2 separate regions of the Homo sapiens genome follow, and region 1 is linked to region 2. A link is an interaction called in ENCODE POLR2A ChIA-PET data of the cell type or tissue named here. Cell type or tissue: HCT116. All regions are shown on one strand. Links, peaks and the distances in the headings refer to the core of each region. The heading gives the core; the rest is flanking DNA. Region 1 holds the start of RPL3L (ribosomal protein L3 like). Region 2 overlaps NTHL1 (nth like DNA glycosylase 1).

What was found. ChIA-PET counts read pairs that join two places held together with the same protein. Peaks named below come from ENCODE experiments on the same cell type or tissue, not always from the same donor. Only the 100,000 strongest peaks of a DNase experiment are listed, where the experiment ranks them.
Region 1: POLR2A ChIA-PET joins it to region 2 with 5 read pairs; 6 of 35 experiments call an interaction of 5 or more read pairs at or near these places.

Annotation. Positions count from the first base shown.
Region 1 is chr16:1,939,449-1,954,952 of GRCh38, reverse strand. RPL3L (ribosomal protein L3 like) reads left to right here and starts at 264. Exons shown (of 10, transcript NM_005061.3): 1 at 264-324; 2 at 805-997; 3 at 1,911-2,079; 4 at 3,974-4,109; 5 at 7,573-7,759; 6 at 7,855-8,015; 7 at 8,227-8,328; 8 at 9,023-9,118; 9 at 9,335-9,454; 10 at 10,060-10,979. The coding sequence starts at 322. The coding sequence ends at 10,116. MSRB1 (methionine sulfoxide reductase B1) reads left to right here and starts at 11,754. Exons shown (of 4, transcript NM_016332.4): 1 at 11,754-11,851; 2 at 13,548-13,696; 3 at 14,061-14,175. The coding sequence starts at 11,797. It overlaps LOC124903625 (a long non-coding RNA gene), which reads right to left and starts at 12,159. Exons shown (of 2, transcript XR_007064940.1): 1 at 12,072-12,159; 2 at 10,320-11,968. RefSeq lists enhancers at 560-1,549, 12,965-13,854 and a silencer at 11,281-11,780. In HCT116, for the core only: no CTCF peak of the experiment used is centred there; no DNase peak of the experiment used is centred there.
Region 2 is chr16:2,039,714-2,043,301 of GRCh38, reverse strand. It overlaps NTHL1 (nth like DNA glycosylase 1), which reads left to right. Exons shown (of 6, transcript NM_002528.7): 5 at 3,064-3,169; 6 at 3,255-3,482. The coding sequence ends at 3,378. Among named protein-coding and RNA genes, the nearest start is that of NTHL1, 6.3 kb to the left of the region's middle. In HCT116, for the core only: no CTCF peak of the experiment used is centred there; no DNase peak of the experiment used is centred there; H3K27ac peaks cover 706 bases.

The sequences.
Region 1 (15,504 bases), core at 4,980-7,479, 92 kb after region 2:
TCTTGGCCGCTGCCTGGGAGAAGGCCCCCACCGGCTACCTTGGCCCCCACCTTGCCTGGCCAGTCCTGTCCTGGGAGGGTCATGACCCAGCCCCAGGGCCATCGAGGAAAGGAGTGCCAGCCCTGGCTCCGGGTGCCCCACTCAGGCTGTCTATCTGATGCCCCCAACACTGCCCCGCCCCTGCCTGCTCCTGGCACCGGAGACCCTGCTGACTGTGCCAGGGGCTAATCTGGGAACTGGCAGCTGTGAGTCCTGGCCCTGCCACTCGACCTCTGGCGGCTAGCGGCGAGGCCCCTTCCTGACCTTCAGGGATCGGCCACCATGGTTGGTGGGACCAGGGTGAGGGTGGGCTGGGGTTGGAGCTGGAACTCTGGGGGGGTGGGACAGCTGGGCTTCTGGATGCTCCCTCAGAGGGACAGTCTCCCAGCCTGTGAGGGGATGGGAGGCTGGAGGGGGAAACAAGGGGACGAGGGCTGGGCTCCTGGGCCTGGGAGGGCCCTGGAGATGAACAGATGGCAGCGGCCACCTGCCCCAGGAGCCCTTGGCTGCAGTATGGGTGCGACCCTCCTGGGCCCCAGGCTGAGCCCACAGAGGCAGGAAGCCTGTGGCTATGGAGACCCCATCCCAAAGACGCTGCCCCTTGGTGAACCTTCCTCTCCCCTCCTGTAGGCAGACAGGGGAGGTGCTGAGCACAGGCCTCAGTCTGAAGCCTGTAGTCCATTTCTCCAGGTATGGGTTCTGGGACCATCCAGCTCTACCACCAGGGACACCCCAGGTCTGACCTCCTTCCTTCCTGCCCCCCAGTCCCACCGGAAGTTTTCCGCCCCTCGGCACGGACACCTGGGCTTCCTGCCCCATAAGAGGAGCCACCGGCACCGGGGCAAGGTGAAGACGTGGCCGCGGGATGACCCCAGCCAGCCCGTGCACCTCACGGCCTTCCTGGGCTACAAGGCGGGCATGACCCACACCCTGCGGGAGGTGCACCGGCCGGGGCTCAGTGAGTCACAGTTGGGACCCTTGGGGGAGGGGGAGGGCTGAACCTTCCAGATGCTCGGAGCCAGAACTCACGCTTTTGGTCCAGACAGGGCCACAGTCCCAGGGAGCACCAGGCCTCGCCCCCGGGAATTGGGGTGGACGCTGAGCACAGGCAGGGCTTCCGGGCGGGTTCTGTCATGGCCCCAGCTCGCAGATGAGGACATTGAGGCACAAAGCAGTGAGGAACCTGGTCCAGTCACCGGGGCGGTAAGCGCAGGAGCTAGGATTCAAAGGCCAGCGCCCCAAGCCCTCGGTTCAAACCACCTGCCAGGACATCTGCACTTTTTGGCCATTTCGGGTCTATTTCATGTACCATTATTTCATATGTACGCCTATGTATATAGTTAGTTTTTGTTGTTTTAATCGTAGATTCACAAGTAGTTGTAAGAAATAATGCAGGCCGGGCATGGTGGCTCACGCCTGTAATCCCAGCACTTTGGGAGGCCGAGGCAGGAGGATCATTTGAGGCCAGGAGTTGCAGACCAACCTGGACGGCATCGTGAAACCCTATCTCTACAAAAAATACAAAAATTAGCTGGGCGTTGTGGCGAGTGCCTGTAGTCGCAGCTACTTGGGAGGCTGAGGTGGGAGGATCACTTGAGCTTGGGAAGTCAAGGCTGCAGTGAGCTATGATTGCACCACTGCATTGCAGCCTGGGTGACAGAGTGAGACCCTGTCTCAAAAACAGAAAAAGAAATCCATTGTAATCATTAGAATAACAAATGCTCATTTGGGCTCAGCCCCACCCTCTGGGGAATGCTGTCCTGGCTGGCCCCACACTCTCCTGTCCTGCCCCTATGTGGGCGGCTCTCCACTCCCTCCCCCACAGGCCTCAGGAGGTCCCCCTTCATGCCCCATCCCTGTGTCTCATCCAGAAATTTCCAAACGGGAGGAGGTGGAGGCGGTGACAATTGTAGAAACGCCGCCCCTAGTGGTGGTGGGCGTGGTGGGCTACGTGGCCACCCCTCGAGGTCTCCGGAGCTTCAAGACCATCTTTGCAGAACACCTCAGTGATGAGTGCCGGCGCCGATTCTACAAGGACTGGTGAGCACCGCCCTTGGCTGGGCCGTCCAAGGGCTGCTGGGACCACAGAAGTTGGGTGCCTGAGGCTCTAGCTCTTGCTGAAATGATAGGTGTGGGTGAGTAGGAAGCGAAGTCTCAACCGTCTGTGGGAGGTAGGAGTGTCTGTGTGTGTGTGTGTGTGTGTTGTGTGGTTGCCTTCATTTCAATAAAAGATGAGTAGGCTGGGCGTGCTGGCTCACGCCTGTAATCCCAGCACTTTGGGAGGCCGAGGCGGGTGGATCACTTGAGGTCAGGAGTTTGAGACCAGCTTGGCCAACATGGTGAAACCCCATCTCTACCAAAAAATACAAAAATTAGCTGGCTGGGGTGGTGCGCACCTGTAGTCCAGCTACTCAGGAGGCTGAGGTGGGAGAATCACTTGAACTGGGAGGTGAAGGTTGCAGTGAGCTGAGATCGTGCCACTGCACTGCAGCCTGGGTGGCAGAGTGAAACCCTGTCTCAATCTCAAGAAAAACACAAAAAACAAAAAACATGAGTACTAGAAGGCTGGAGATGAAATCAGGATGGAGGAAAAAGAGGAAACAAATATTCTAATCCTCAGGGTTAATTAAAAGGCTAATTTGGGCGGCTTGTGGTGGCTCACGACTGTAGTAGTCCCAGCACTTTGGGAGGCCAAGGCGGGTGGCTCATTTGAGGTCAGGAGTTCGAGACCAGCCTGGCCAACATGGTGAAAACCCGTCTCTACTAAAAATACAAAAAAAAAAATAAAAATAAAAAAATAAGCTGGGCGTGGTGGCAGACACCTGTAATCCCAGCTACTTGGGAGGCTGAGGCAGGAGAATCGCTTGAGCCTGGGAGGTGGAGATTGTAGTGAGCTGAGATTGTGCCGCTGCACTCCAGTGTGAGCGACAGAGTGAGACCCTGTCAAAAAACAAACAAACAAAAAACCAAAAGGCTAATTTGATGGAATGTTAGCATTGGCTCTGAGTTTCCTAGCAGCCATTGTGAAAAGTGAAATAGCCAGCTGAGAAGCTCTTACACATAGAAAGGTATTCTCGGGCCTCAAATCTTCCCTGGCAGTAAGTCCTGAAAGAAACCTTGGTTTCTTCACCTATAGAATGGGAATAATAATAATAATAATAATAATAATAATAATAATAATAATAATGTCCACCTCCCAGAACTCTGCTGAGGGTTAGAAACTATGGCTTCTGGCTGGGCACAATGGTTCATTCCTATAATTCCAGCACTTTGGGAGGCTAAGGCAGGCAGACCGTTTGAGCTCAGGGCTTCGAGACCAGCCTGGGCAACATGACGAAACCCGTCTCTACAAAAAAATACAAAAAATTAGCCGGGCACGGTGGCGCATGCCTGTGGTCTCAGCTACATGGGGGGTGAGGTGGGAGGATTGCTTGAGTCTGGGAGCTCCAGGCTGCAGTGAGCTGTGTTTGTGCCACTGCACTCCAGCCTGGGAGAGAAAGTGAGACCCTATCTCCAAAAACAAAAAAGAAAGGATGGCTCCCAAGCCCGAGGTGCCTGGCCATGGCACCCACTGCACCCTTGAGAAGTGGGACCAGCAGTCTGAGCCATGTGGCAGGTGGGGTGGTCTCTAGGTGCCTGGACTGCAGGGCTGGCCAGCCGCCTTCTCTGAGCTTCTGCACCTCTGCCACTCACTCTCAGGCCCCGGGAAACAGGGAGGGTACCTACTTTACAGAGGAGGAAACCGGGGCCTAGAGGGGGAGAGACAGTCTATGTTCAAAGATGGTGGCTGGAACCAGCTCAGAGGCCTCCGGGTGGGGGGCGGTCCCAGAGGTAGGACCCCTGCTTGGTGGGCTGGGGGTGAGGTGGGGGCAGGATAGGCCTGGGGAGCTGCCCCGGTTGGGGGCTTCTGAGCACCCTCCTGTGCATGGCTCAGGCACAAGAGCAAGAAGAAAGCCTTCACCAAGGCCTGCAAGAGGTGGCGGGACACAGACGGGAAAAAGCAGCTACAGAAGGACTTCGCCGCCATGAAGAAGTACTGCAAGGTCATTCGGGTCATTGTCCACACTCAGGTCAGCCCCCGGCCCTCCGCTGTCGGTCAGTCCCTAGGACCACGCTCCCTCACCCCAGCTTCCAGGAGCTGTGGCAAATGTCAGCCTAAAAATACCCGAGCCTCGGCACAGACCCAGAGGAGCGGCTGACCAGCCTCGCTGGCCACGTGCAGCCCCAGGCATGGCTGCTGAAAGGCATCGGTGCCTTCTGGGGTGCCAGGGGCATCAGCCACGCCGGCTAGTCAACTAAGACCCTGGCACGCCCTGAAGAGCCGGGTCCCCAGCCAAGTGTGCTGTGTGGAGGGCTGGTCACCTCTCTTCGGTTTCCAGCGTAAGTGTGCACAGGAATCCGTGTTTGTACATGGGTCTGGCTTGCTGTAGGCTGACAGGCAGGCGGCACCCTCCAGCTTATTCTGGAACACTCTTTGGCATCTTTGTCCTCAGGGAAGGCTTCCCGAGGCCCTAGAGCAGTGCCCCCGACCCTGAGCTTCCCACAGCCCCCACACTGCCCCCAGCTGCTCGCACACTTGTACACCATGCCTGGGCCAGTCACTGGTGTGTGTTCATCTCCCTGGACAGACTCCAGGCAGGCAGAGGCCCTGGGCGGGGCCACAGCTGCCACCAAGAGCCTGGTATGCAGGAGGTGCTCTGTAAATACCTGCCCCATACATACCCGCCCCATACATACCCACCCCATACATACCCACCCCATACATACCTGCCCTGTCCATACCTGCCCCCTACATACCTGCCCCGTCCATACCTGCCCCCTACATACCTGCCCCGTCCATACCTGCCCCCTACATACCTGCTCTGTCTATACCTGCCCCGTCCATACCTGCTCCCTACATACCTGCCCCCTACATACCTGCCCTGTCCATACCTGCCCCGTCCATACCTGCCCCTTACATACCTGCCCCTTACATACCTGCCCCTTACATACCTGCCCCCTACATACCTGCCCCCTACATACCTGCCCCCTACATACCTGCCCCCTACATACCTACCCCGTCCATACCTACCCCGTCCATACCTGCCCCGTCCATACCTGCCCCGTCCATACCTGCCCCGTCCATACCTGCCCCCTACATACCTGCCCCCTACATACCTGCCCCGTACATACCTGCCCCGTACATACTGCCCCGTCCATACCTGCCCCGTACATACCTGCCTCATACATACCTGCCCCATACATACCTATGGGTCACTATGTGTTCCCCGCTGGCCTCTCTGTCTCCACCTCTACATTGCACAGCCTGTGCTTCACACAGCACCAGCCAGAGACCTTACCAAAAAAAAAAAAAAAAAATCAAGCCAGACATGGTGGATCACGCCTGTAACCCCAGCACTTTGGGAGGCCAAGGCAGGCGGATCACCTGAGGTCAGGAGTTCGAGACCAGCCTGGCCAACATGGCAAAACCCCATCTCTAGTAAAAATACAAACAAATTAGCTGGGCATGGTGGGCGCCTGCAATCCCAGCTACTTGGGAGACTGAGGCAGGAGAATCACTTGAAACTGGGAGGTGGAGGTTGCAGTGAGCCAAGATCGCACCATGGCACTCCAGCCCGGGCGATAGAGTCTCAAAAAAAAAAAAAAAAAAAAAAGAAAAAAAAAAAAAACAAAAATCAGGCCCAGTGGCTTACACCAGTGATCCTAGCACTGTGGGAGGACAAGGTGGCAGCCCGGGCAACTTAACGAGACCTCATCTCTACAAAAAAATTAAAAATTGGCTGGGCATGGTGGTGCATGCCTGTAGTTCCAGCTACTTGGAGAGGGGTGCTGAGGCAGGAGGACTTCGAGACCAGTCTTGGCAACATAGGGAGATCCCCATCTCTACAAAAAAAAAAAAAAAAAGCCAGGCGCGGTGGCTCACGTCTGTAATTCCAGCACTTTGGGAGGCCGAGGCAGGCAGATCAGGTCAGGAGATTGAGACCATCCTAGCTAACGCGGTGAAACCCCGTCTCTACTAAAAATACAAAAAATTAGCCAGGCGTAGTGGCACAACCTGTAGTCCCAGCTACTCGGGAGGCTGAGGTAGGAGAATGGCGTGAACCCAGGAGGCAGAGCTTGCAGTGAGCCGAGATTGCGCCACTGCACTCCAGCCTGGGCGACAGAGCAAAACTCCGTCTCAAAAAACAAACAAACAAACAAACAAAAAAAAAACAACTGGGCATGGTGGTGAGTGCCTGTCATCCCAGCTACTCAGGAGGCTAAGGTGGGAGGATTGCTTCGGCCCGGGAGGCTGAGGCTGCAGTGAGCCTTGATCATGCCACTGCACTCCAGCCTGGGTGACAGAGCGAGACCCTGTCTCAAAATAAAAATATAAAAAAATAAAAATCAGGCCAGGTGCAGTGGCTCATGCCTGAACCCTAGCACTTTGGGAGGTCAAGGTGGGTGGATCGCTTGAAGTCAGGAGTTTGAAACCAGCCTGGCCAACATGGGAAACCCCAACTGTACTAAAAATACAAAAAAATTAGCCGGGCATGGTGGCACACACCTGTAATCCCAGTTACTCAAGAAGCTGAGGCAGGAGAATCACTTGATTCAGGGAGGCAGAGGTTGCAGTGAGCCGAGATCGCCCCACTGTACTCCAGTCTGGGCAACAGAGCGAGACTCCATTAAAAAAAGGCCGGGCGTGGTGGCTCACGCCTGTAATCCCAGCACTTTGGGAGGCTGAGGCGGGCGGATCATGAGGTCAGGAGATGCAGACCATCCGGGCCAACACAGTGAAACCCTGTCTCAACTAAAAATACAAAAAATTAGCTGGTCGAGGTGGCGGGCACCTGTAGTCCCAGCTACTCAGGAGGCTGAGGCAGGGGAATGGCGTGAACCCGGGAGGCAGAGCTTGCAGTGAGCCGAGATCATGCCATTGCACTCCAGCCTGGGCGATAGAGCGAGACTCAAAAAAAAAAAAAAAAAAAAAAATCCAATCAGATCACATCGCAGCCTGCACTTGGAAGAAAGTCCGAGCTCCCCACTCCCAGGTGCTGGCCCACGCCCCTTGCTCCCCACCGTCTGCCCACACTGGTCTCCTCTCTGTCCCACCAACTTTCCAAGGCCTCCTCTGCCACCAGGCCTGTGCAAATGCGGGGTCCTGCTGCCCAGAGCCTCTCCAATGTTTGCCTCGTGGCTCCTACTTGTTAGCAGCGGCACCTTCTCAGAGAAGCCCTCTCTGCCCTGACCACTGTATCTGAAACACCAGCCCCCATAGCCCATCAGAGCACTCTGTCCTCTCCAAGAGTTACTTGGTTTCCTTCTGTCCCCCAGTGAGATGGTGGCTCCCGAGGTGTGGGACTCTGTCTGCCTCATTCTGCACCGGATCCGCAGTGCCTAGCACAACACATGGGTTGCAACCTGATCCTGGGAACACCTGTGAATGAATGCATGCGTGGAAGGCGGCAGGGGTCACTGCTGGCCATGCCATGTTTCAGGTGGGGGTGTGATCCCGTGGGCCGTGGCGTGACCTCCGGCCATGTCCTGCAGATGAAACTGCTGCCCTTCCGGCAGAAGAAGGCCCACATCATGGAGATCCAGCTGAACGGTGGCACGGTGGCCGAGAAGGTGGCCTGGGCCCAGGCCCGGCTGGAGAAGCAGGTGCCCGTGCACAGCGTGTTCAGCCAGAGTGAGGTCATTGATGTCATTGCTGTCACCAAGGGTCGAGGCGTCAAAGGTAGGGCTCAGTGAGGATGGCAGCTCCAGGGCAGGCTGCCTGGAGGCAGTGGGGACCAGCCTGGCCTCTCAGCCACCAGCCCCTCTCACTCACAGGGGTCACAAGCCGCTGGCATACCAAGAAGCTGCCGCGGAAGACCCATAAGGGCCTGCGCAAGGTGGCCTGCATTGGCGCCTGGCACCCCGCCCGCGTGGGCTGCTCCATTGCTCGGGCCGGGCAGAAGGGCTATCACCACCGCACGGAGCTCAACAAGAAGGTGCGTCCTCAGCCGGGGTACGGGGACACTGTGTGGTCGGACCCCAGCCCTCAGTACTGGCCTCAGTGGGTGGGGTGCATGACCCAGACACTGCCGGGGACACAAGATGCCCCCACCAGCACTGAGTCTGAGCATGTGGGCGGATGGGCCTGGATGGGCTGCTGGCCTCAGAGGCCACTTCCTGCCCCTGGCATGTGCCCCCTTCTGGCAGATCTTCCGCATCGGCAGGGGCCCGCACATGGAGGACGGGAAGCTGGTGAAGAACAATGCATCCACCAGCTACGACGTGACTGCCAAGTCCATCACACCGCTGGTGAGGCTGGGAGGGGGCGACTGCCAGGCCCATCACACCGCTGATGATGGCTGGAGTGGGGTCAGGCTGGCCGGGGGGCCTGGTATACATGTAGGGGGCATGCCCCAGCCTCAGCTGGACGCTCCCTGCCCCAAGGGCTCAAGATTTTTGCCCCACAGCTGGACGCTGCCCCGCCAGGCACACTGGACAGAAGACCTTGACAGCTGGGCAGTGATGTGGGACCCTTGCCTTGGCTGTCCAAAACATTTGGATATAGTCACAAGCAAGAAATCTCTGCTGCGTCCCACATCCTCCGAGCCTCCTCTGGAGGCAGCTTCCACTCCAGCTGCTGTCATGTGGGTGTGGAGTGCGGCAGCTCCTACTGTGGCCTGGGAGTCAGGCCACCTGGGCTCAAACCGCATCTCCAGGACTTAGCAGCTGTAGAGGCTGGAGCAAGTGACTCCACTCCTCTGATCCTCAGTCTCCCCCAACAAAAATGCAGACTGTCAAGTGAGATAATGCATGAAAAGGACTTAGCTTGTGACTCAGATGCTGCCCTCAGTAGGGGCGGCGTGATAGTCACCCCTACATCTGGGGGCTGGGCACGGGGCTCCTGCCTATCACTGCCCCCTCTGGGGGTTCTGCTAGGGCCCCCAGCCACCCACTAACTCAGAAGCCCTTTCCGGGCCTGGCCTCTGACCTGTGTCCTCTGCAGGGTGGCTTCCCCCACTACGGGGAAGTGAACAACGACTTCGTCATGCTGAAGGGTTGTATTGCTGGTACCAAGAAGCGGGTCATTACGCTGAGAAAGGTTGGCAGTGCTGGGTGGGCTGGGGAGTGGGTGCCCGAGGGCTGCCAGCCTGTCCTGCCCTGCGGCCTGCTACGAGCGGGATGGAGTGGTGGGAGCAGAAGGGGAGGGCTCTGGTAGGAACTAGGTGAGCAAGACCTTCCTGGTGGGGCTTGGAGGTTCACAGCAGGGTGTGGGGGATCCCCACACTTGATGTTTACTTTACCATGGATTCCCCAGTCCCTCCTGGTGCATCACAGTCGCCAAGCCGTGGAGAATATTGAGCTCAAGTTCATTGACACCACCTCCAAGTTCGGCCATGGCCGCTTCCAGACAGCCCAAGAGAAGAGGGCCTTCATGGTGAGCTCACCGCCCCCATCCTTGTTCTTCTCTGGGGCTCCAGCTCCACATCCAGCCTGCCCGAGTAGGGAGCTGGAGCTGGCAGGGACTCCCCTGAGCTCAACTGCAGGAGAGACTCTTTTTTTTTTATTTATTTTATTTTTTGAGATGGAGTCTCGCTCTGTCACCCAGGCTGGAGTGCTGTGCCGTGATCTTGGCTCACTGCCACCTCCACCTCCTGGGTTCAAGCAATTCTCCAGATTCAGCCTACCCAGTCGTTGGTACTACAGGCACGTGCCACCACGCCAGGCTAATTTTCTGTATTTTTAGTAGGGATGGGGTTTCATCGTATTAGCCAGGATGGTCTCTATCTCCTGACCTCATGATCCGACCGCCTCGGCCTCCCAAAGTGCTGGGATTACAGACATGAGCCACCGTGCCCGGCCTGCAGGAGAGACTCTTAAGGGTCTATCCCTGGGCACTGATTCTTTAGAAGAGAAGGTGGGGGAGGAAGCAGCCTTAGGGGGGCAGTAGGGCCGGCCCTGAGTGATCTAGAGCCTGGCTGGGGGAGGGCGTGTTTCTGGCCAGAGTGACTAAGGCTCCTCCTGCACCACCCTCTCAACCAGGGCCCCCAAAAGAAGCATCTGGAGAAGGAAACGCCGGAGACCTCGGGAGACTTGTAGGCTGTGTGGGGTGGATGAACCCTGAAGCGCACCGCACTGTCTGCCCCAATGTCTAACAAAGGCCGGAGGCGACTCTTCCTGCGAGGTCTCAGAGCGCTGTGTAACCGCCCAAGGGGTTCACCTTGCCTGCTGCCTAGACAAAGCCGATTCATTAAGACAGGGGAATTGCAATAGAGAAAGAGTAATTCACACAGAGCTGGCTGTGCGGGAGACCGGAGTTTTATGTTTTATTATTACTCAAATCGATCTCTTTGAGCATTTGCGGAGCAGAGGTTTTTTTTTTTTTTTTTTTTGAGAGAGTCTTGATCTTGTCGCCCAGGCTGCTGGAGTGCCGGGGAGCAGAGTTTTTAAGGATAACTTGGCGGGTGGGGAGAGCCAGTGAGCCAGGAGAGCCGATTGGTCAGGGAGGAAATCACAGGGAGTCAGCTGTCTTCTTGCGCTGAGTCAGCTCCTGGGTGGTGGCCACAAGATCAGATGAGCCAGTTTATCAATCTGGTTGGTGCCAGCAGATCCATCAAGTTGCAGGGTCGGCAAAATATCTCAAGCACTGATCTTAGGGGCAGCTTAGGGAGGGTCAGAATCTTGTAGCCTCCAGATGCACGACTCCTAAACCATAATTCCCAATATTGTGGCTAATGTTAGTCCTAAAAATGCAATCTAGTCCCCAGGCAAGGAGGTGGTCTGCTTTGGGAAAGGGCTGTTACTGTCTTTGTTTTAAACTATAAACTGGCTGGGCGCGGTGGCTCACGCCTGTAATCCCAGCACTTTGGGAGGCCAAGATGGGCGGATCACCTGAGGTCGGGAGTTCAAGACCAGCCTGGCCAACATCGAGAAACCTCGTCTCTATTAAAAATACAAAATTAGCTGGGCGTGGTGGCGCATGATTGTAATCCCATCTACTCGGGAGGCTGAGGCAGGAGAATTGCTTGAACCAGCGAGTTGGAGGTTGCAGTGAGCTGAGATCGCGCTACTGCACTCCAGCCTGGAAACAGAGTAAGACTCCGTCTCAAAAGAAAGAAAGAAAGAAAGAAAAAAACAAAAAACTATAAACTGAGTTTCTCCCAAAGTTATTTCAACCTACCAGCAGGGATGAATAAGGACAGCTTGGAGGTTAGAAGCAAGATAGAGTCGGCTGAGTTAGATCTCTTTCACTGTTTCAGTCATCATTTTGCAAAGGCGGTTTCACCTGGGCGCGGAAAGGCTGCATGACCTCCGGCAGCTCCGGGCTTAGTACCAGGGACTGGACTGGGGGGACACGACCCTACGGATTCGCGCCGTCGCCCACCTGGCCAGGCCCCATGTGCGCCCCTAGCCACCAGGGCGCGAGGGGCGGCAGGGGCGGGGCCTTGGGGAAGCGGCCTAGGGGTGGTCCCTGGGAGTTTCCATGGGCGGGGCCTGCTGGGGAGATGCGATTGGACTGGCACCGGGGGGCGGGGCCTTGGGGAAGTGGCCCAGGAGTGGTCCCAAGGAGTCAACGTGGGCGGGGCCAGCTGGGAAGATCGTATTGGACCAGCCCTGAGGAGGGGCGGGGCCTCCCGGAGGCGGAAGCCGGGATTCGCCCTCCGGGGAGCGATTGGTCCTCGGGAGGGGCGGGGAGGTGGACGCGGGTACCGGCGGTCGTCGGGTCGGCAGCCTTTGGTCAGTTGGCAGCGGCAAGCGCGCTGCGGTTCCGGTGGCGCCATGTCGTTCTGCAGCTTCTTCGGGGGCGAGGTTTTCCAGAATCACTTTGAACCTGGTTGGTCCTGCGGCCTCTCGCTGGGAGGGCAGCGCGGCGGGGGGCGCGCATTAGCGGGGGCGCCGCCGTCGTCCGGGGGTGATGTCTCTCCCAAGCCGGGAATGGGGGCGAATGTGGCTGCCGGGGAGAAGCGAACAGGGGTCAAAAGGACTGCGGAGGAGTGGGGAGCCTGGGGGCGAGGAGAGTGGGGTACCCGAGGAGAGGGGGCCTTGGGGCTCACCGTCCTGGAGGGGGCAGGCCTCGAGTGTGAACGTGCCGTTTCGGGGGTGGGTCTAAGGGATCGGGATACGTGGGGGTGGTACCCCTTCCCTACCCCCTACACTCCAAAGTGATGGCGCTGGGGGAATTCGGGTTAGGGTCGGGGCTTCGGAGAGGCCAGGTTCTTGTCCAGGGCCAGCTCCTGTGGCCGGGGCGCCCCTTCGCGGGTCATCCCGCAGGTGTTACCCTGGCCCTTCCCATTCCCCCGAGTCCGGGATCTCTGGGAGGAGTCTGGCAAGCATAGAATGTCCCCTTCAGATCCTAATGTGCCGGCCCAGGTGCCTCCCCACCTGCCCAGGGACTCCAAATTGGGGAACCAGGAGTGCCACCAGGCACCTGCCAACAGCCCGTGAAGTTTGACCAGGCAGGCAGGATGGGGTGGTTTGGGGCATGGCCAGCCCTCCACACTGGCCCTGATGAATCCCTTCTGGGCTGGGCTCGCCTGGTAGTGGACTAATTTGGTAAAAACACATCCACAGGCAAGTCTGAGTGCACTGGTCTCCTTGGGCGGATCTGCTGGGTGGCACCCCTGTAGCGGGTTGGGCTGTGACACAGGACCATCCCGGCAAAGCCTCCCCCAGCAAGACTCTCTGGCTTTAGATCCCAGTTGTCCTCAGGCTGCTCTGCCAAGCCAGAAACTCCACTTCCACAGCAGCTGCTGGCTTCTCTTTGCTTTTTTCTCCAGTTCCTGGAAAAGGCTGGGTAGTTTACAGTCTCCAGGGGAGGCTGTCCCCAGGTGATGGGTGAGAGGTGACTCAGCACCCCTGGAGGTTCCTGTTTTCAGTCCTTAAAACAGTTCTGCAAGTCAGTTTTGCAACTTTCCCACCCCCTCCACTCCAAAGGGATCCTTTGTGGGTAGGCTGAAATCTGTTGTCCCCAGCCCTCTTTCTTCCTGGGCTCCTGTGTGGCCTGGAGGCCTTTTCTCTGGGACTGTTCTCTTCCTGCCTGGAGAGCAGAGCAGTGCCTGGGTATCCAGCTTAGGGCCTCGTTGGGCAGCAGGGAGGACCACTTGAGAAAGGAGAGGGACCAGGTGGTTGGGCCACATCAGGGCCCCTGCCCTCTATGTTCCTGGGGGAACTAGGGGGGCGAGGGGGAGCTCCGTGTCCTCATTGGACTACCCAGGTTCCTTCACGCTGCACACACTTGTAGCTGAGTGTCTGCATCACCAAGCAAAGATGGAAATGTTAGGATATGCCCCGTCACGGGGCTATGAGAAGAATCAAGGAGATAATTGTGAAAGGTGACTCCCCTGGTCTCTGGCACATCTACTAAACGTGAGCTCAGCACAGCGCCTCCCGTGGCGGGTGCCTGGGGAAGGAGCACAGCCTACCCTCGGAACGGGGGCAGCGCTGTCTTTGCCTGGGTTGGTGGATTTGGGAGCTTGACCCCGGAAAGGCGGGAGCTGATGACTCCACATTTGCCTCTCCTTCCACCACAGGCGTTTACGTGTGTGCCAAGTGTGGCTATGAGCTGTTCTCCAGCCGCTCGAAGTATGCACACTCGTCTCCATGGCCGGCGTTCACCGAGACCATTCACGCCGACAGCGTGGCCAAGCGTCCGGAGCACAATAGATCTGAAGCCTTGAAGGTGAGAGGCCACAGGGGTGGGGGAGGGACGGGGGCGGCCAGGGAGAGCAGAGAGCCAGTCCCACCTTCCTCCCTCTGCTTGCCCCACAGCTCCAGGGGCTTAGAGGCGTCTATTCCAGGCCTGTTGCCTCTGCCAGGGAGCTGCCACCCCAGGCTATCGGGAGAGCCTGGCCTTCTGGTGCAAATGTGGGAAACAGGACAGGTTTCCTGTACGGGCTCCAGGACAAAGGTCAACCTCTTATGTCGGCGGTCAGCTTGGGAAATAGGCGTGTGGGAAGAAACACCATCTGCCAGCCCCAGTAAGGGCCTTCACTGTGGCTGTATCATGGCCAGAAGCTCACCCAGCTGCCTTGTGATCTTTCCAGGTGTCCTGTGGCAAGTGTGGCAATGGGTTGGGCCACGAGTTCCTGAACGACGGCCCCAAGCCGGGGCAGTCCCGATTCTGAATATTCAGCAGCTCGCTGAAGTTTGTCCCTAAAGGTGAGCTTGCTTTGCACAGCTGGGGCCAGGCCTGTTGGCCTTTGAGCCCAGGCTGGGGGGCCCAGTGTTTGTGCTTGTCCACTTACCATGACAAGGTATGGGGCCACCAAGTCACGCTGCCTGGGAACTGTCCAGGATCCCCCAGAAAGGTGGCTGCAGCGCAGGGGCAAAGGAGCTGGTGTTCCGCTTCCTCGCTTGGTTGATCATGACTGTCCCAAAAAGGGGCTTCAGCGTGAGAATGTGGCAAATGGTTTTCCTCAGAGGCCTGGCCTTTCCCAGAGGCTAGAGTCAGGGGCGGGGCAGGCAGAGCCTGAGGCCCCAGTCTGTGCGGCTGTGTCTCCCACTGGCTAGGACTGTGGCCTTGCTTCTTAGCCGCTCAGAGCCTGCCTCCTCCTCTGCAGAGTGGCGGTGGTAGCAGGGCTGTGAGGACAGCTGCGTGTCACGTGCACCTGGGCCTGGCACACAATAATAGCTTGATGAATCCTCATCCTTTTTTTTTTTTTTTCTGAGATGGAGTCTTGCTCTGTCGTGCAGGCTGGTGTGCAGTGGCGCGATCTCAGCTCACTGCAACCTCTGCCTCCTGGTTCAAGCAATTCTCCTGTCTTGGCCTCCCAAGTAGCTGGGATTGCAGGCACGCATCACCACGCCCAGCTAATTTTTGTATTTTTAGTAGATACGGGGTTTCACCATGGTGGCCAGGCTGGTCTTAAACTCCTGACCTCAGGTGATCTGCCCACCTTGGCCTCTCAAAGTGCTCGAATTATAGGCATGAGCCACCACGCCCAGCCCACACCTGGTTAATTTTTAATTTTTTTTTTTTTTTTGGTGACAGAGTCTTGTTCTGTCACCCAGGCTGGAGTGCAATGGCCAATCTCAGCTCAATGTAGCCTCTGCTTCCCAGGTTCAAGTGATTCTTCTGCCTCAGCCTCCCGAGTAGCTGGGATTACAGGCTCCCACTACCGCGCCTGGCTAATTTTTGATTTTTTAGTAGAGACGGGGTTTCACCATGTTAGCCAGGCTGGTCTGGAACTCCTGACCTGAGGTGATCTGCCTGTCTCAACCTCCCAAAGTGCCGGGATTATAGGCGTGAGCTACCGCACCCAGCCAATTTTTAAAATTTTTATAGAGATGGGGGTCTCACTATGTGGCCCAGGCTGGTCTTGAACTCCTCTGGGCCTTGGCCTCCCAAGGTGCTGGGATTACAGGCTTGAGCCACTGCCTCGCCTGAAATGGGGCTGTTAACAGCACACGCTTGTGGCCATCACCGTGCTGTGGGGTTGAGCGAGCAGCCTGTCAGGATCTGGTGCGTGGTAAACCTGCGATGTTTTC
Region 2 (3,588 bases), core at 1,067-3,566:
ATGTGGAGCGAGGAATTCCCCACTCGTGGAGTGGAAACCCTGATGGTTGTGCAGGGTGCTCTTGGGGCCTGGCTTGGGCCCAGGGCCTCTGGGAAGGCCCCCAAGGTCATCCTTCACCTGAGAGCTGCAGAGCAAGGTGGGGTGAGCCAGGCCAAGAGGAGGAAGTGTGTTCCCAGCAGAAGGAACAGCATCTGTAAAACCATGATGCGAGAGAGAGGGCCAGGAGCAGGAAGTTCTGGAATGAGATGAGGGCAGAGTGGGGAGGTAAGGACTGAGGAGGGAGGAGGAAGAGTATCCCCTCAGCAGGTGGGGTGGGGAGGGAGGTGCTGGGGGGAGAAAGGGGGAGGGTGGGGAGGGAGGCTCTGCGGGGACAGGAGGGGAATGGTAGGGAGGGAGGCGCTGGGGGAATGGGGGAGGAGGGTGGGGAGGGAGGCGCTGGGAGGATGGGGGGAGGGTGGAGAGGGAGGTGCTGCGGGGAGAAGAGGGGAGGGTTGAGAGGGAGAAGAGGGGAGGGTGGGGAGGGAGGCACTGGGGGGAGGGCCCTCCTTGAATCCTTTTCCCAGGTCCTGGTGTCTCTTCCTAGCACCGGAGGCTTCTTGGCAGTTGGGTGCAGACAGACCCCTGGGTTTGGGGTGGGGCTGCCTCCTCCTCGGCTTTGTCCAGAGGATTTGGGGCTCCTAAGGCCACACGCAGCCGGGCCCAGCCAGTCCAGAAACCAGGGCTTGGCCCTGCCCTCTGTGTGCCCCCATCCCAGGCCCCTTTGGGACTCCTGCAGGGGGCCTGTGCCGGAGGCGGGGGGCTTGCAGCACTTTCTGGTGGGCAAGAGGGCCACCAAGGGCCGGGGGCCTCTATTCTGAGCCGGGGCCACCTGGTGAGGCTGAACAGCCACAGCAGCCCCAAAGAGCCAGAGCCAGGCCAGGTGCGCCGGGGCAGGGCCTCCTCCCGACTGAGACTCCCAGCGTCACCACCTGCCAGCCTCTCAGTGGACACTTGAGCTTATCTGGGCGGCTGTCCTCAGCTGCCCGTGTCCCTGGGGTGCTGCATCGTGGTTGGGCAGGGCTGTGGGGGAAGGTCCCTGCCCGCAGCCAGGCAGGGAACGGGCTTTGGGAGCAGCGGGCACAAGAGACAGCCATGTGGAAATACCTCCCTCTCCAGGTGTCTGTGGGCCTGACCACCTGCAAGGAGACCCCAGGGCTGCCTCCTAGGGGTTCCCCGAAAGAGAAACGCTCTCAGTTAAAATGTCAGAGCTGGCTGGGTACAAGGGCTCAAGCCTGTAATCCCAGCACTTTGGAAGGCCGAGGTATGTGGATCACCTGAGGTCAGGAGTTCAAGATCAGCCTGGCCAACGTGGTGAAACCCGCTCTCTACTAAAAATACAAAAATTAGCCGGGTGTGGCCAGGCGTGGTGGCTCACGCCTGTAATCCCAGCACTTTGGGAGGCCGAGGCAGGCAGATCACGAGGTCAGGAGATCAAGACCATCCAGGCTAAGATGGTGAAACCCCGTCTCTACTAAAAAACACAAAAAATTAGCCAGGCATTGTGTCAGGCGCCTGTTGTCCCAGCTACTCGGGAGGCTGAGGCAGGAGAATAGTGTGAACCTGGGAGGTGGGGCTTGCAGTGAGCTGAGATCGCGCCAGTGTACTCCAGCCTGGGCGACAAAGCGTGACTCCGTCTCACCAAAAAAAAAAAAATTAGCCGGGCGTGGTGGCAGGAGCCTGTAATTCCAGCTCCTCGGGAGGCTGAGGCAGGAGAATCGCTTGAAACCCAGAGGCGAAAGTTGCAGTGAGTGGAGATCGCACCATTGTCTGTATCCAGCCTGGGTGACAGAGCAAGACTCCGTTTAAAAAAAAAAAAAAATGCCACAGCCATAGATTGCTGGCTCCGGTCCCAGCTCTGCACCTCCTGGCTGGGTGACTCTGGGCCAGGCCCTTGGCTTCTCTAAGCTCTGGCCACAAAGTGGGTGAGGCAGTCCTCGTCATTCACTGTCCAGGTGGGCAGGAGGCTCACACAACGTGACGTGGCCTGACTCAGCCTTGAAGCATGGCCACTTCCGTGTTACAGAGGAGGAAACTGAGGCTCAGAGCCCCAGGGGTGTGACCCCTCAGGCCTTGTGGTCTCCCCACACCCTCGGACACCTTTTTCTAGGCAGCAGCGAAGGAGCTGGTGCAGGCCTCGGCTTTCTCTTTGGGAAACACGGGAGGAGGAGGCAGGGCTGGGGCTGCAGCTGGCCGGGGCCACCGGGTGGGAGAAGGGAGCCCCAGTGAGCAGACGCCTGGGGTGGCCAGCTGAGGGGAGCAGGAGCCAGAACCCAGGTGGACAGCAGCTGCGGCCGGCCAGGGCATGCTCCCGCTGTGTCCCTGACCGCTGCAGTGGCAGGTGCTAGGTCTGCAGGCAGTGACCTCATGCCGGCCTGCCAGGCAGAGCTGTTGCCACCCAGCCTGGTGCCCAGAGCCAGTGCTTATGCCGAGAGGAGCCTCAGGCCACAGGAGACAGACAGAGGGAAGCCTGGATGGACCCTTCCGGGGACAGGGCCACGTTCCTGGGGAGGCTGAGGGCTGAGAGGTGCTTCGGAGTCGGGATCCTGCCGGGCCTCGGTTTCAGCATCCGTAGGACCTCATGAGGACTCACTGAGCTGGCCAATCTCTCTGGCAGGGTCTGGCCCCCAGCAAGCGTTTGTCCAAGCGAGCTGTCGCTGTTATTGTGGGGAATAGAGCTCCAAGCAGAGCCGAGTCATCACCCCCAGGCCCTGCCCAAAGCAGAGACCCCACCACCCACACATCCAACTAGCACCAGTGTTGGGAGTGGGCAGCCCAGAACAGAGCCCCCCAGGCTGGCTCAGGTGATGGGAGAGAGGCCTGCACCCCAACAGAGGGCTCAGCCCCTGCCCCAGCACCTCAGGGGCAGCCAAGATGGTCACATGTAGGCTTGCAGCCAGGGCTTTGCGGTTCCAATGTCTAACTGGAGGGCCACGGGGGTGGTGGCAGACTCGCCTCTGGGCGGGGAGGGGCACGGGCTAGGCTGGTGGAGTGTGCCCCTGTTCACCCCGCTTGGCCTCCCAGCAGCAGTGGACACGCATGTGCACAGAATCGCCAACAGGCTGAGGTGGACCAAGAAGGCAACCAAGTCCCCAGAGGAGACCCGCGCCGCCCTGGAGGAGTGGCTGCCTAGGTATGAGTATGTGGGGGGCTTCCTAGGGAGAAGAGCTCACCCCGCCCGCCCTCTGTCAGCACTGACCCAGCCCCCACCCCCACAGGGAGCTGTGGCACGAGATCAATGGACTCTTGGTGGGCTTCGGCCAGCAGACCTGTCTGCCTGTGCACCCTCGCTGCCACGCCTGCCTCAACCAAGCCCTCTGCCCGGCCGCCCAGGGTCTCTGATGGCCGCATGGCTCTGGCCGAGGTGCCGCTGTGGCCACCGTCTGTGAAGTGGCTTTACGCTTCAGGAAGCCACGCCTGTTGAATAAAGCTTTGGTGTGTTTGCAGATGGGATCTGGCTGATGTCTGTCCCTGAGGGGGCAGAGAGCCTGGGAATCGCATACAAGGATGTGTTCGTACACACCCGTGCTCGCGTGTCTGGAGCAGGGCTGC